Regions from separate parts of the Homo sapiens genome. Here region 1 is linked to region 2. A link is a loop called in an ENCODE intact Hi-C map of the cell type or tissue named here. Cell type or tissue: right lobe of liver. All regions are shown on one strand. Each heading gives the region's core, and the rest is flanking DNA. Links, peaks and the distances in the headings are about the cores only.

Region 1 (8,711 bases), core at 1,643-6,642, 160 kb before region 2:
CTCGTCATCTAGCATTAGGTATATCTCCCAATGCTATCCCTCCCCCCTCCCCCCACCCCACAACAGTCCCCAGAGTGTGATATTCCCCTTCCTGTGTCCATGTGATCTCATTGTTCAATTCCCACCTATGAGTGAGAATATGCGGTGTTTGGTTTTTTGTTTTTAAGCAGGAGAGTGGAGACACGTACAAGACAGAAGATTAATTTGGCTGCAGCCTTGCTTACTTCCCTCGGGCCACATGGAGGCTTCTCTCTGTTCCTCTGTTTGTAGAACCCATCTGGTTTGTTCCTGCCTCTGGGCCTTTTCACTTACAATCCCCCTTGTCTGGGATGCTTGCTCCCTGTCTTCCCAAGGCAGGCTCTTTCCCCCTGTGTCATTCAGAAGCCAGTTCAAAGGCCTCTCCTCGGAGACCCTTCTCTTGACTACTCACCTAGAATAGGTCCCACCCTCAGCCACCCTCGACATTTTACCTGTGTACTTCTTTTGTTCAGAGTATTTCTTGCTTCTGAAATTACCTTCCTTTTGTGTTTGCCTGACTGGATCTCTCTCCATCCTTTGGTTATAAGCTCCAGGAAAGCAAGGAGTTTTTTTTGTCTTATTCACTGTCGTATCTCCAGTGCTTGCAATAGCATCTGTCACATCACAGTTACTCTATAAAAATGGATTGTTTAAATGAATGAATGAATGAAAGTTTAGGATGGATTGTCAGGGGAGTAGCGTTGACAGATGGGCAGATCCAAGAAACACTGAAGGCAGGAAGACCAAGAGGAGACTAGGATACCAGCCCTGAATGAACAAACGGGTATTGCCAAGACCTGGAGGTTGAATGAATGCTGGTAAAGAAGGGAGAGCAGCCAGGACAAAGGAGACTTTCTTCTAGGTTAGATGCCTCGGAGAACAATGGAACCAATAATATAGACAAATACAAGCAGGTAGATGATAAATAGTTCTGTTCTGGCATTTTGTAAAAATCTTGTATTTTTTTTAAATCACATCATAAAAACAATAATTTCAATGAAAGCAAAAAGGTTAGTGTGTCAGAAATGTTCATTAGTTTACCTGCTTTTTTGTTGTAGACATTCCTATAAGGGTTAATTTAAGAATTATCATATCCACTGTTTATTTATTGCTTACTGTTTTGAATATTGTTCTAAGAAATTAAATATATTTATTTCATTCAATCCTCAAAGCAACCCAATACAATAGGCTTTCTTTTTATCCTCATTTTGTAGGCGAGAAAACTGAGGCAGAGAGAGGTCAAATAACTAACATAATACCCAACACACAATACAGCTGGTACTTAAACCCAGGCAGAATAACTGCCAACATGGCTACAGAAATTTCATTAAGCAAAAATAAAGACATTTTTACAACTAAGTAGATCTGTTATAAACCAAGATAAAAATTAGTTGCTCCCAACTGATCAAATCCTGAACAACACGTGAGACCAGAGAAAAATTAATGATTCCTAGACCACAATTAGATGGTAACAACACATACAAATAAAAATAATTGCAGCAAAGATCACAAACATCAATAAAAGAATGGGCATTGGTGCAGCCATTCATCCACCAAGACCATTGGGCAGCCCTGTGAAGGCACATGGTGCTTTCCTTGAGGTCTGGGTACAAGCTTCCTATCATAACCCCACTCAACCATAGAAGCTCCCACGGTGCAAAGCATTTTTTCTAATTCATCTTTCTTATTGTATCTAATTTCCTTTGTGTAAACTCACACTGCAAGAGAAATGCTTGCAGTATTTCAGACAAGCTCTGTTTGGTATGAAAGGAGGTTATAAGCTTGAAGAAGTTCAGTAGATGGAGACTGACTGATTGACATAGATATCACTCTTACATGTTCCAAATAACCCAATGCCCCTTAGTGTATCCTGGCTTCCTTTCCCCTTGAAGCTACTTCCTCCTACCATTGTTACTCCGTTCAAGTGGTAAAATGGATCTCATCCGGGGAGTAGGGTCCCACTCCACAGGAGGCACCCTACCCTGCTTTTAGTAGCTGAGCACATGTAGTTTCTCGCTAGTATGAAACTTCAGGAAATGACTCTGTATGCTTTGTCCTGTTCATGGGCTAAGAGAGAAGGTGGCGGCTTCTACTTTCAAAAAAGTTCAGAGACAAAGTCCCTGGAGCTCTTCCTTGGCAGCTTTGAAAGGAACCTACGAAGTAGATACTCTACTTGACTGCTCCCCTCCTGCTCCTTCAGTGGGTTCATGCGGGGTCCTTGTCCAGGTAAATGAAAAGCTGCAGGGCTCTTTGATTCAGTGGAGGGAATTTGGCCTCCAGGTAAATGAAAAGCTGCAGGGCTCTGTGATTCAGTGGAGGGAATTTGGCCAAGAAGAAGTAGCACTCTGCAAGGATCTACGGGGACAGACCAAGGGCTATGTAAGCTGCTAACTTCCTGATGTCCTTCCCTAGAGAAGGGAGGCAGAGTTTCCACCCCTCAGCGGTTTTATAGACAGAGGTTCCTTGGTAACCCCCTTTTTTCAGGTTATCCTTTTCGGTCATCCCACCCCTGGTCGCCCTGCCTACGGTCTCAGAAAACAAGCTCTCTTAGCTGTGCTCCTCCCTAGAACACTGTCCTGACTGTGAGGGCCAGGTCAAACCCCCTCAGATCCTTGAGGCCAGAGAACAGGGAGAGCATGTATGCCTCAGGCTCTCTGGGTTAAAGGAGAGAGACAGGCTGTTCAGATCCAAGTACACAGAAGCCTGATTTGATCCTCAGGATAATTGTCTCTAGACTGTAACCAGGTGCTTTGTAATGACAGTCCAGCTGTGGGCAGAGGAGCTAGCAAAGATTGTCCCCCGAGGAACAAAGACCAGCCTGGCCCATTAGCACAAGTTTACACTAAAGGAAGAGACTAAGTTGAAGAAAGATATGCAGAGGCTGCTCTTACTGATTTTATTTGCGATCACCAGAAACAGGTCTTCTGCACTATCTGTGCAAATGGACTAAAAGGTGCAAAGTGATTAATGCAACAACAAAAAGTAAATAAACATATGTTCCCTTTTTTTTCAAAACAAATCCCTCAATCTTTTTATTTTTATTTATTTATTTATTTTTTAGAGACAAGGTCTCCCTCTGTCACCCAGGCTGGAGCACAGTGGCATGAACATAGCTCACTGCAGCCTGGAATTCCTGGGCTCAAGTGATCCTCCTGCCTCAGCCTCTCAACTAGCTAGGACTACAGGCACACACCACCACGCTCAGCTAATTTTTTAATTTTTTCAAAAGGTGAGGTCTGGATATGTTGCCCATGCTGGTCTCGAACTCCTGGCCTCAAATGCTCCTCCTATCTCGGCCTCCCAAATTGCTGGGATTATAGGCTTGAACTGTTTACCACAGCCAGTCATAAATCCTTGAATCTTATTTAAAAACAGATGATGCTAGAAGGTCATATTTTAGTAGAGGAAGTCTTGATGAGATAGAAACCTCCTTCAAGATTTCCACATTGACTCAAGAGGTAACTGCCTGACGCTTAAAGTTTCCCTCGATATCTCCTCTTACCTGTCTACTCTAGACCTTGAAAGGTGTAATATCTAGGAAAACATCCATAGCAAGGGAGATCAAAAGCTTCCCATCACCCAACTCTAGAGGGCTCTGCTGTCTTCTGTCTGAACAAAGCTGGAAAAGGAGAACTCTTCTCACTGTCAGTCAATGGGCAAGCTTTTGAGTCCCCCATGCAACCACATCTAGGGGGAATAGAGACACCTCTCATCAATCTGCAACTGCAGTACAGGAGGGGGCAATTCCAATGCCCCTTCCTCCCTGACCGCCTTTGTTGTCCCCACTGCTGCTGCACTCACCTGTCAATGGCGATGGCCAGCAGGGCATTGGTGGAGACATAGAGAGAGACAGTGCGCAGGTAGTTGACAGAGGTGCACAGGACGTGGCCGTGCTCCCAGGAGAGCTGGCGCACCACATAGTAGTCCATCTCAAAGGGGCAGCAGACAATGGCCACCAGGAAGTCAGAGATGGCCAGGTTGGCGATGAGCAGGTTGGTGAGGTTGCGCAGTTTCTTGTAGCGGACCAGGGCAGCGATAAAGATGAAGTTTCCAATGCCGCAGACCAGCATGATGCCCACCAGGGCCATCCCAATGACAATCTTGGCAGCAAAGAACGTCCTGGAATTGGTCACATCCTCATCTTCATCCAAAGGCATATCATAGTCGCTGTAGCTGAAGTTGAATGGGAAGGAAGTGGCATGGGCTCCATGAGGGTTGAGCACAGAAAGGAAGCTGGTGGAAGTGTTGGTGGCATTGTCATCCATGAACCCCATGGTGGTCTCCATCTGGCCAGGTGGTGCTGTGAGCAACACTGCTCAGAATTCCCCAGGGCAATGTCTGCAAGGCTGATGTCACCCCTCTCTGCTATCAGCCAGCTCTCCCTTAATGAGTCAGAATGTCTCTGCCAGCATCTTTGGGGTATGGTATCTGAGCTCCATTCTAAACCTTTGAAAGACATACAAACAGTTGGCTATATGTTGCAGTAAAGCTGGCCAAATTCAAAACCACCCTGTAACCTAAGCAGACCTATTAGCTCCCTGCCCAGAGTGAACATAGGGTGATGGAGTGGAAATAAAGGAACCAATGAGAGAAAATGAATGAAAACCACATACTCAATTAGGGAAGGGTGGATTGCTATAGAGACAATCAAGCACTGGCTCAGTTTATTTCTGTTCCACTGAAGACTCAGAAGTGTTGCACCTTTTCTCAAGGACAAAAGTTGGGAGTGTGGGGAGGCTGAAGAGAAAGAAATTTCTTTAAATGCTATTTAAGAGGGAGGGCTTTCAGACAAGCCTGTCTGCTCTCCTTGCTCTTCTGGCAGAACATGGCTCTAAAATCACAGAGCCATAGAGCAGCCACCTTCCTCACTATTTGCTGGACTTCCTGTTCCCACATTAGAACCTGCTATGACCCTAGAAGCTGGGAACAGCATTTATGAAGGCCTGTCCCCAGACAGAGGCTGTAGGGTAAAGTCACAGCCTGTGACTAACCAAGTGATGAGAATGGGGACGCTAGAGCAAAATTTTTCCTTGGCTGGTTGAGTGTCCAGGGGTAAATAGCTTAAACACTCAGAGGTTCAACTTCTGCCAGGCAGGAGATCAATAATGTCTGCACAGCCTGGAGCTCCCTGGAGGAGAGTGTTACACCCTAGAACTGCAAGGAGTTACTACTGCGCTCTCAGGCCTCCTCTGTCAGCTGCAAGGAAGGGGAGCGAAATCCTGATACAGGGACTCCACCACACCACATAATGGGGCTGGGGTGAGGGGTCTAGGGGGGTGTCAGCTGCCCTGGTGGGGACAGGGAGGCAGCCAGAGTCCCCCTGTCCCCTGCTCTCTCCCTGCAGTCCCTCCCAAACCCTGAAGACATCAGACCAGGGAGTGGGACGTAGAAGGAGGGCTGAGGTCTGGAGAGCACCCTAAAACAAATGTCAGGAGAACAGAGGGAAGAATGCAAGCCAGAGTTTTCCTGGGAAAGGAAGATGAGGAAGATGCCCAGGACCCCACCTCCCCACCCCCAGGAAAGCCTGCTCTCCATATTCCTCCGAGGCAAAACATCTGGAGCCTGTCTTCTTGGGGCCAAGTTTAAAGTCCCTCTGCGCCCCAGTGAGGCTCAGCCCCATTGCTGCCTCTCTGTCCTAACTCCTTACCCTGATTTTTTCCTTCCTCCGAGCTCTCAATTCTGTCTGGCTCAGCCCTTGCCCTCTGCCCACTCAGGGAGGAGAGGCAGAACTCAGCTGAAAAGAAGGAGGGGGGCAGGCTTGGAACCCAGGCGGGACAAGCCCCACTCCTTGCAGGTCCCGTGGGTCGCAGAGGCATGCCACTCCTGGAGGGGTACCCCTACAAGCATGCTACCTGAAGGGTCAAAGTAGTGTTTAAAAGCAAAGAATACAGAAGCTTCGGGGGTGGAGAGGAGGGCGTCACGAGATTAAGGATGATTGTCCAGAGGTCTTTTCTCCTTTATTCTCACCGTTCAGAGGGGAACCCCAATCCTACCCCCACCTGGTGACCTCTCGATCGCTAGAAGCCTCTCTCACAAACCCCTGCTGGCAAGTCCCCCGCCTGCTCCCAACTTTCTCCCTGGAGCCTGGGCAGCTTCCCCTAAGGACAGAGGAGGGGAAGCCTGGCTCTCCTGAAGAAACTCACAGGAGTGAATCCCTGGCAAAGTCCCCTCTTCACTCAGAAGCCGCCGCACCCCACGGCCGCAGCCAGTGCAGCGCGGGGTCCCTGGAGCATCCTCCCCGGGAGGGCGCGCTCTGTACCTGCGGCATCGCGGAGCCCGGCAGGCAAGGTCCGGGTTTCTTATTCCGGGGCCGGATCAGGAGACGCTTCTTCCAGAAGCCGGCAGGCGAAGGGCAGGTCCCCGCTCCCTTCCTCCTCTGCTCGGGGCTCTTTCCCGGCTCTGGCGGGGGAGTTACCTTCGCGCCGCCGCTGCAGATCCCCCGACCCGGCCCGCGCCGGACTCCCTGTCCCCGCCTCCGGTGGCCGTGAGGCGCCGAGGTGCGGGCTCTTGGCGAGGCGTGTCGCCAGCTGGGCTGCAGAGGCCGGGATCGCCCTGGGCGGGAGCGTCCGGATCGCCCTGGGCGGGAGCGTCTGGAGCTCCCAGGCGGCAGCTCGCGACGAGGACGCGCGGGAGGGAGCCGGGCCAGGCGGGCTGCGCGTTGCCCGGCTCAGGCTTCGGAACGGCCGCCTGGGGCAGGAACGGGGTCGCTGGGGCTCCGGGCAGGGCTCTGCGTCAATCCCGCGCCGGGGGCACCCATGCAGGGCGGCTGTGCCCGCCTCGGGGCACGGGGCTCCTCGGCGGCTCACCTTGGCAGCCCAGCGCCGTCGGAGTGGACGGACACGGCCCCGCTCAGCCGCGAGCTTGCAAAGGACCGAGGAGCCTCCCCCGCTGCTCACACACCTCCTCAGGGGACACTCAGGGGCCGGCCCCAACCTGGTCCCCTGGGCCAGCCTGAACGGACACCAGGGCCATCTTTGTTGCCAGCTGCCCTACCTCTCCGTAAAAGAGGCTCAGAGAAGTGCTTTCTGGAGAGCAAACAAGGGGGCGGGGTAGCACACTGGAGAGAGGAAGGACCCCCGCCCAGGGATGTCTGCTTAGAAGGCTGGGACGGACAGCGCTGACTTACAGAGCACAGTCTACCTTTACAAGCCCATAGATTCCTCAAAACGTGAGGCATATAGTCCCGCAATCCCACTCCAAGGTATGTAACCCCAAACTATTGAAAGCAGGGACACACATACACTGATGTTCATGGCAGCACTATTCACAGTAGCCAAAAGACAGAAACAACCCAAATGTCCATCAGCTAAGTGGATTAACAAAATACATATAGTATATACATGCAATAGAATATTATCCAGCTGTAAAAAGAAATGATAACAAGTGTTGGTGAGAATGTGGAGAAACTGGAACCCTGTGCACTGTCGGTAGGAAAGTAAAATGGTGAAGCCACTGTAGAAAACAGTATAGGGTTTCCTCAAAAAGTTAAAAAATACAATTACCATATGATCGAGTGTTTCCACTTCCGGGTGTCTAACCCAAAAAATTAAAAGCAGGGTGATACGGTTTGGCTGTGTCCCCACCCAAATCTCAACTTGAATTGTATCTCCCAGAATTCCCACGTATTGTGGGAGGGACCCAGGGGAAGGTAATTGAATCATGGGAGCCTGTTTTTCCCATGCTATTCTCGTGATAGTGAATAAGCCTGACGAGATCCTGTGGGTTTATCAGGGGTTTCCACTTTTGCTTCTCCCTCAGTTTCCTCTTGATGCTACCACGTAAGGAATGCCTTTCACCTCCTGCCTTGATTCTGAGGCCTCCCCAGTCATGTGGAACTGTAAGTCCAATTAAACCTCCTTTTGTTCCCAGTTTCCGGTATGTCTTTATCAGCAGTGTGCAAGTGAACTAATACACAGGGTCTCAAAGGCATGTTTGTACATCCATGTTCATAGCAGCATTATTCACCATAGCGAAAACATGGAAACAATCCAAATGTCCATCAATGATGAAGGGACAAACAAAATGCTCCACATACACACATACACTCACATGGGAACTTCCAAAAGTTTGTGGGAAAATGGAATTAAAAGATAAAAATACATAAACTTTAGCTCTCAGCATAAGCTCCATCACGTTCAAGATGCTTTTGTAATGATGGCAGACATTTAGTCCATCTCTAAAGGACTAAGGATCCTGGGAATTTTTCTATTTTATTTATTTATTTTTATTTTTTTGTTAAAACAGGGTCTGGCTAGGTTGCTCAGGCTGGTCTCAAACTCCTGGCCTCAAGCAATCCTCTCACCTCAGCCTCCCAAAATGCTGGGATTACAAGCATGAGCCACCAGGCCTGGCATGGGTCCTGGGAACTTAACCATGTCAATGAAGCCCTTTTTTTTTACATTATTAACGTAAGAAAAATAGCTGCTCCTTAAAGACTTTTTAAGATTAGGAAATGAAGTCAGAAAGAGCCAAATCAGGATGGTAAGAAGGATGGCTAATAATTGCCCTTGTTCAATTAGAGGAATGAGCAGTAGTATTGTCATGGTGGAGAAGGACTCTTTGGTGGAGCTTTTTCAGGCATTTTTTCTGCTAAAGCTTTGGCTAATTTCTCAAAATACCCTCATAATAAGCAGATATTTCATTCTTTGGCCCTCTACAGAAAATCACATGCAAAATACTGTGAGCATCCCCCA
Region 2 (8,711 bases), core at 1,933-6,932:
GGAAAGTTTACAAAATTACACTAAATAATATTTAAAAGATCATAAACAGAGGTATAACTTAAATAAATCATTCCAAATTTTAGTTTTATATCTAGTGGTCATGAGGAATTTTTGCTCTAGCTTCTAGTATTATTTCTACTACAGTTTTGTGCTCAAAAGACACCTGTTAATGTCATACATAGTGGTTTTATGATCTGCGTACCATCTAATTAAAGACCCAGTAAAAGTGAAGAGTATTTTAAAAAGGAGCCTTTTTATAACTGAACACTGCTAAAATCTCACATAGAAATTTGGCTCAGTACATACTGGATAAAATTTAACTCAAGGTAAGATTTTCAACTAATAAAATCACCTTTAATTTGGGCATATTTATTTTACATTATTAGTACTCTTTTTTTGTTTGTTTTTTGAGGCGGAGTCTCGTTCTGTCGCCCAGGCTGGAGTGCAGTGGCACAATCTCGGCTCACTGCAAGCTCCGCCTCCCGGGTTCACGCCATTCTCCTGCCTCAGCCTCCAGAGTAGCTGGGACTACAGGCGCCCACCACCGTGCCCGGCTAATTTTTTGTATTTTTAGTAGAGACGGCGTTTCACCGTGTTAGCCAGGATGGTCTCGATCTCCTGACCTCGTGATCCACCCACCCCGGCCTCCCAAAGTGCTGGGATTACAGACGTGAGCCACCGCGCCCAGCCTTATTAGTACTCTTTTGAATAGCCACAAAAGTACAAAATATATCTGAATAATTTTCAGCCAAGTATAGACACAACTCCAACTAAGCACCTTTATTAAAGCCAATTTATAAAACATTTTAAAATATAAATGTCCTTGATTAACACTGAGAAAAAATGTAAATGTTTAAAATATTCATGCATTAGTAAATATGACGGTTTTCTAATCACCTATTTTTGATATAAAAAAATTTAATGCCATGTCAATTTTGTTATAAGAAGGGTTTCTTCTTATCATTGAGTAAACAAAGAGTGTAAAGAGAAAATCTGATATCTATTGAGTTGTCCACAATTCCACTGGTTAATTTGTTCACAAAATAAATGTGCTGACATGGACACAGTGGCAGAGCAGACACTGGAGACTCAGAAGGGTGGTAGTGTGAGAGGTGGGACAGGGTTGAGAAATTACCTAATGGGTACAATGTACACTATTCAGGTGACGGTTACACTAAAAGCTCAGATTTCACCATTTCACAATATAATCATGTAACAAAACTGCACTGCACTCCCTAAATCTATATAAATAAAAAATAATCATTTCTATATTTCAAGATCCCTCTATTCTTTCCTTTAATGTGCTTTAGTAACAACAAAAAAACTTATTTTAGGCCATGGTAGTTCATTGGCAGGGTATTAGAAATTGGGCACTAGAGAATAACATACTTTTGTAAAAATCTACCATGTTCCCACTCCTAGATATGCCATAGATAGTTCTCACCACAGCGTTTACTCATGCATTCAACAAATATTAATTAAATACCTACTATGTCTTAGGCACTATGCTAAACACTAGGGATACAAAGATTAGTCAGAGTTCCTACACTCAAGGGCCTTATGATCCAGTATGTCATCTCAGAAGAATAAGATAGCTGGAGAGGATACAGAGATGAATATCTAATGGTAAATACAGTGGCTCCTAAAGAAGTGTTGACTCCAGATATTAACACTTTTTCAAGACAATAAGATAATGCAGAATGAAGATGAGACATAAACTCTTTTAAAGATTATTTATTCAAGGTTGAGATAAGGTGAATACATTGAATAATTTTTTATTCAAAAAATTTCCAAGTACTAAAATTAAAAAGATGCTTTCCAAATTTGCAAACAGTTAAACATAGGATAATAAAAGCAAGTACTATCTGTGTAAAAGAAAGAACTAATGATTTAACAGGCAGTGGTATATAAAATATGAAAATACAAATTGGTTTTAAAAAGTTATAAATTAATGAATTCCATGAAATTTTACCACCATACGATCTAGTCTAAAATAAATGGACCCTTATGTACGTATTTCATTCTCTTACACAATAGACTCTGCAAATGAAAAGGAATAATCACATTGTATATTCTTGGAAACTGGCTGTCCCTGCATATCATCAGTGATTTCGCAGCAGTAAACTATAAAGCAAGCAATTAAAATTCGAGCCCTCAACAAAAACTTTCAAATTAAAATCATTTTTCAAACCTCGAAGTTGAACAAAGTCTAAGTTTTAGAAATATTCAACTCTATACAGAGTGATAGAGAATATGTTAAAATATAACCCTATAACATTTAAGTTACTTTGGTCACTACCCCAGCTCAAAAAACCAACCATTAATAGTTATGGGCTTTCTTATTATTTGGAGTATTCAATTTTAAACCAAATCATAATATATACATGAACTGGCAGTCATCTTTCATTGAAATTCTAATTAGGTAAATGTGGCATTGTCCTATGAGAAAATATGTAGTTTTCCTCACAGTTTAGATCTTTATCTCCTAATTATTTTCTGGCAATGAGAAGGGTATATTCTGACATTAATTCCCTATTCCCATAACCTTAGAAAATAGGCACCTCTGCTTGGGAACTGAAAGGGTAAGAGATGAAAGTTAAAATGAATCATTAATAACATATTTACCGGTTTGATTCGCAGCTGACCACCTGCCACCTCAAGAATGGCATGTCTTCTGGATACTCTCTTGTCTGTTATCTATACAGTAAAAAAATTAAAAGATTAAGAATAGCCACCTCCTTAAAAAGCAACAAAACAAAAAGGCAAACGAAACCCTTGGCGATGTTTCTGAAATCAGTAGACTAGATATGAAATATATCATTCATTCAACAACTGTATATTGAAATGATTGTCCTCATTTAACAAATAATGAGATTAAAAAAACCTGCCCAAAGTCATGGAAGAGTCAACAACAGAGCCTCAAGCCTAGAATCTAACGGATCCCAAAACCTTGCATGATAGTTTCCATTCATGACAGACATCTACTGGGGATTCTTACCAAGAAAATTCATAAAATACGAAAAGTCTGTATATAATATGTACTTACCAGAAAACATTTCAAATACAAGAAACATATAGTATGTCATGATGATAAAGGTTTTAAAAGGAAGAGATCCCATGCTCGAGGATCTGGTAAGTGTAAAAGGGTCTGACTATAGGCTTTGGGGTCAAAGAGACCCAGATCAGGCAGAACTGCATGCAAACTCTGGGGCCATCAGCAGCAGTTAAGAGTTCAGGAAGGCAAGAAGGGGAATAGTGAAAACCAAACATTTTCAGTAAGAAATAAATTAGCATTTTTTAAAAATATCTATTTGCTTCCTGTTTTGAGCCAACAGTGTTCTACTTAGGCTCACAATCATTTCCACATACCAAAGTTCAAAAATTGTTTGCATGTTAAATGCTGACAGTGCCAATCAAAGCTTTCCCTTTTCACTGTAAATACAATAGTTAAGATTGCCTTTTTTATTTGTGGTTGATTGATAGATAATGAAAACATGTTAAGCACCAACTTCAATAACACCATAACTACCTGACCCATCTCTTGGTAACCTTGATATTCAGCACTTGAATGTTGGCATTATCCGCATAAGGACCAAAATTATCAGTAAAAAATAGACCATACCAACACATAAACTCAATTAAACCTATTAGTTCCACAAAAAATGTGAAACTGCCAGGAGTCAGTACTCATTTTTTTAACCAGATAGCTGTTCCACACTTAAGGCTGTAACATATAGACAGTAATATCAAGCATCGGAATGAGTATCACATGAATGAATTTTTCACAATCTATTGTTAGCCACAATGGCTATCCAAGAAGTAAGTACAAACTAATAATCTATTGTTTCAGAAAAAAAGAGGCTAAAAATTTAAAGATTCCTTTCTTTTTCCCAGATTGTACCTTTTTTTTTATTATTATACTTTAAGTTTTAGGGTACATGTGCACAATGTGCAGGTTAGTTACATATGTATACATGTGCCATGCTGGTGTGCTGTACCCAATAACTCGTCATTTAGCATTAGGTATATCAGATTGTACCTTAGTAGGCTAAAAACAACAGCAGTTATCTGATGACTCATTGCATCATTTGCACAGAACTTTCACTTAAATGTTGTGATTCAACATAACATTGCCATAGCTATTATTAACACTTTACATAGAAATTGAAAGTCCAGAGAATTTAGGTAACTTGGGTAGGTCACTCTCCAAGTAGGCAGCACTCCAAATCCACACTCCTTTTAATAAAAATAGGTAATAGGCAGGGTGTGGTGGCTGCAATCCCAGCACTTTGGGAGGCTGAAGTGGGAAGACTCCTTGAGCCCAGGAATTCAAGACTAGCCTGGGCAACACAGTGAGACCCCCATCTCTACATAAAGTAAAAAATTAGCTGGACAGAGGGCATGTGCCTATAGTCCCAAATATTAATACTTGGGAGGCTGAGGTATGAAGATTGCTTGAACCCAGGAGGTCAAGGTTGCAATGAGCCATGATCGTGCCACTGCATGCCAGCCTGGGGGACACGGTGAGACCCTGCCTCAAAAAAAAAAAAAAAAAAAGATAATAAATGTAGAACACATTTATACATGACTGTACCTACATGTAATCATTCAAAAGTAATTTCAAAAAATGCGGCTGAGAGTAAGCAGTTCCTATTTCTGACTTGGGTACCAAAATCTCATTGTTACTTCCATACTACGAACCAATTTTCTAACCAACAGAGTAATAAGCTATCAAATATAAAACTATGGCATATAAAGCTGGTTCCTTTAACAGTCCATCTTAAATTTCTTTCTTTCCTTTTTTAAACTGTATTTTTTCAGGAAGCAATACATGAACTTTTCCTATCTCTGTCTTTCTTTGAAGTAAGCTTCACTGACACTACGAAGATAAAAGACATTTTAAGTAATATAAAAGTATAATGTGACCTCTAGTGGACACATAACTCCACAACAGTGTAATTTCATTACAAGCTATGTGTCTTTATAGAATACAAAAAGAATGCTATAAACAATCTTTGAAATTAACATCACTCAGACATTTATAGTGTTCCTTTTAAAGTAAAACCCTAAATAGTGAATACACAATAAAATAACCATTTGCACTTTCTCAATGGGAAGCATAAAGGTTTAATAAATTATCATTAAAACATTTTAATGTCACGATTGATATACGGAGAGGGGTGGGGAGCAAGTGACAAACAGATTATCCTAAAGATCTGATGATCTGCTTTATTTAACAGCCTATCACTGCTCCTTATACAGAGTGAATATCCAACACATTTTTATTATTTATTAATACATCAACTGTAATAACAATCAATTATCAACACCAAAGCACCATTCTAGACTTGTCATGTATCATCTTTTTCAGTCTTCACAAAATCTGTGAAGATACTATTATTATACTTCACTTCATAGGTGAGAAAATGGAAGTACAGAGAGTTTAAGCAACTACTCAGTTACACAACCAATAAGTAGTAGGGCCAGGATCTGAACCTAAGGAATCAGATTCCAGAACCATTCATGCTCTTAACGTTGTATTGCATCCCTCAATATCATTACATGAAACCTAAAGCAAAACCTGTTTTTAAGATGATTTACCCAGTTTAACTGTCAAACTAGAACACAGTAAAGAACTGGAAATAAGGCAGAAATGGCTATTTAATAACCAAATAGACATTCAGAGGAGATTCAGATCCTAAATAAAGCTCCAAGAGGCCCTCAGGCTTTCATTTGGTCCTGCTTATCTAATGGCATACCTAAGTCTAACAAGATATGTCATCCAAATTCTTAATTCTCTATTCATAAAGTGGATAGGATTTAGTAGACAGCACACTGACAACAGAAGAAAATGACTGATGTTGGTCTGCAAGTGGAAAGAGAAAGGCTACTAAAAAGCAAAGAAACCCAGGGACTCAAAAAGAATACACTGGTTAGAGGCCATTTAGGGTAGGACAAATGGCATAAATTACTTCAAAATATACTGAAGGCTTGCCCAAGTTTACTTACTGATTACCAAGAGTCACCAAGTTTAAATTAAAACTTCAACTGAAAGTCAGATATTTCACATCTTAGAAAGCCATAAAAAGTTAAATTGAAGAATTCCAATTTTTATAGAATAATTATAGTCACCTAAATTCTAATCACAACACACATTCTTCAAAGAAATCAACAAATAGAGCAAATAAAACTACCCATATCCCATCCCATATGTAATGTAAAACTAGGAGATGGAGATTACTAAAAACTTTAACTTACATGTAAGAGAGATGAGAAATGCCAGTTTCAGAAGATCAAGCCCCAGAACCTATGCTGGAGCAGAGAAAATCAGGTGGCAAATGACAGAAACAGAGGAGAGAGGGAGTGGGAATCTAGGGGTGCTGAAGCATAGGTATCACTCCCAAAAAAAATTAAGTCACACTTTTACTGGGAAATACTAAAAACACATTTCAGATCCAACATTGCAGAGGCCAAGCTAATAGAGAATCCAAAAGAGAGGCATAAAAATATGTGGAACCAGGTATAGCAAGCTCAGAAAAGGCACCACTTCTCAGGGAGAAGGAGGACACTTGGAAGAAAAAAATAAATCCAATAGTATAGATTTTGGCTTCAAAATACCATTCCCCACTGAAAGAAACCAGAGCTCTTTTGAGAAATGTCACATTCCAGGTCTGAAGCACAAAAAGTATAATGTGGACCTAGGATATCTTCTTGTGCCAGAGGACAAAGAAATGCTCAAAAATTGATGGGTGCATGTCAGAAGGACAGAGAAACCAGTGCAAAAAAACTCTGATTGACCAAATTTAGAACAATTCGAGCATCAAAATAGTGATAATACTGGAATACAGCAAATTGAATCCCAAAATAATCCATGATTCCATACAAATCTACGTAAAGTAAAAAATTAGTTGGACAGGGTGGCATGTGCCTATAGTCCCAAATATTAATACTTGGGAGGCTGAGGTAGGAAGATTGCTTGAGCCCAGGAGGTCAAGGTTGCAGTGAGCCATGATCGCGCCACTGCACTCCAGTCTGGGCGACAGGGTGAGACCCTGTCTCAAAAAAAAAAAAAAAAAAGAGATAATAAAAAAGATTCCATATGAATCATGGATTATTTTGTGATTCAGTGTGCTGTATTCCAGTATTATCAGAGGGTAAGGCTGGGAGAGATGCATTTCTTTATAAAAGAATGCCAGCTAAAGCAGAAAAAATGGTAGAACCAGAAAAATCACTATTTTCTAACTATCAATGTAAAAATTAAGTTAGGAACGGATAAAAGGATGTTTATTTCCCAACAAGAAAAAGGTCTGTTGGGAATAAATATTCATGAAGTCTCAGTATCACTCCACAGATTACTGACAAAGGAAATGGTAGATTAACTGCGAAATCTGGCAGATACCACCTTACCAAGGTGATTACACTTACCACATCACCACAGGAGGACAAACTGATAGATGTGCTTCCTAATGTGGTACTCTGAATAAACATCACCTACTTAATATTTTCAACAAAAATGTTTAATGTGAATCAAATTATGTGCAAACAATCGGAAAAACAAAAATTGTGGGACACTCTAGGAATAACTGGCCTGGACTCACAGAAGCACTGATGTCATTAAAGACAAAAGGCAAGAAAACCGTTCTAGATTAAATTAAAAAAAATTTAACTGGATCCTGATTTTTTTTAAAAAAATGCAAAAAGTGCATTATTGAAAACGATGTACAAAACCGAGTATGGGATATTAAAATTTATGGCACAGTTACACATTTCTAGAATATAATAACAGAATATAGCTATATAGAAATGTCCTTGTTCTTAGGTGACACATGTTGACATATTTAGTGAACTGCCATAATGCATGTATGTACTTTCAACTGTGTTCAGGAGAAAGAAAAAAATGTGCGCACACACACACACACACAGGCATATTACAGAAGAAAAATCAATACCTTATTTGATTAAATTGCTGTTTGTCAAATTTCTGTTACTTGTAGTCAAAAGCAACTGTGATTAATATACATTCCTCTAACAATTGTTGTATTTATTTTTTTTTTTAGAGATGGGATTTTGCCATTTTGGCCAGGCTGGTCTCAAACTCCTGGCTCCAAGTGATCTGCCCACCTGGGCCTCCCAAGGTGCTGGGATTACAGGCATGAGTCACTGTGCCTGGCCTTAAACTTTTTTTTTTTTTTTTTCAGACTAAGCTTCGCTCTGCTGCCCAGGCTGCAGTGCAATGGCACAATCTAGGCTCACTGTAAACTCTGCCTCCCAGGTTCAAGCTATTCTCCTGCCTCAGCCTCCCGGGTAGCTGGGATTACAGGCATGCGCCACCATGTCCGGCTAATTTTTTTTTTACATGTAGTAGAGACAGGGTTTCAACATGTTGGTCAGGCTGGTCTCGAATTCCTGACCTTGAATGATCCACCCACCTCTGCCTCCCAAAGTGCTGGGCTTACAGGTGTGAGCCACCGTGCCCAGCCCTAAACTGCATTCTTAATATTGTTTCTTGAATGTGAACAGGTCTCTCTATTCTTATACCACTTTTGTAGTGATACCATGTGGATCCCTTATATTTGACTTTCTGGTTTTAAATATTACTAGAATACTTCATCTACTATAATATACATACAGGTCCCTTCTCTAGTTTTAAGATATGAAGATTATACCAGAAGAAAAGATAAACACATGAAAACATAAAAGAACTCTTTATG

The links. Hi-C counts contacts between places; a loop is a spot of excess contacts. Peaks named below come from ENCODE experiments on the same cell type or tissue, not always from the same donor. Only the 100,000 strongest peaks of a DNase experiment are listed, where the experiment ranks them.
Region 1: a loop joins it to region 2, with 4 times the contacts of the local background. A loop is called at or near these places in 9 of 110 quality-filtered maps.

The regions. Positions count from the first base shown.
Region 1 is chr2:68,641,415-68,650,125 of GRCh38, reverse strand. It overlaps PROKR1 (prokineticin receptor 1), which reads right to left and starts at 6,547. Exons shown (of 3, transcript NM_138964.4): 1 at 6,278-6,547; 2 at 3,820-4,464. The coding sequence starts at 4,304. In right lobe of liver, for the core only: a CTCF peak has its summit at 3,595; a DNase peak (open chromatin) is centred at 6,555; H3K4me3 peaks cover 600 bases.
Region 2 is chr2:68,484,176-68,492,886 of GRCh38, reverse strand. APLF (aprataxin and PNKP like factor) reads right to left here. Exons shown (of 10, transcript NM_173545.3): 2 at 2,626-2,697. Among named protein-coding and RNA genes, the nearest start is that of APLF, 21 kb to the right of the region's middle. In right lobe of liver, for the core only: a CTCF peak has its summit at 4,935 (motif pointing left); no DNase peak of the experiment used is centred there; H3K4me3 peaks cover 680 bases; H3K27ac peaks cover 321 bases.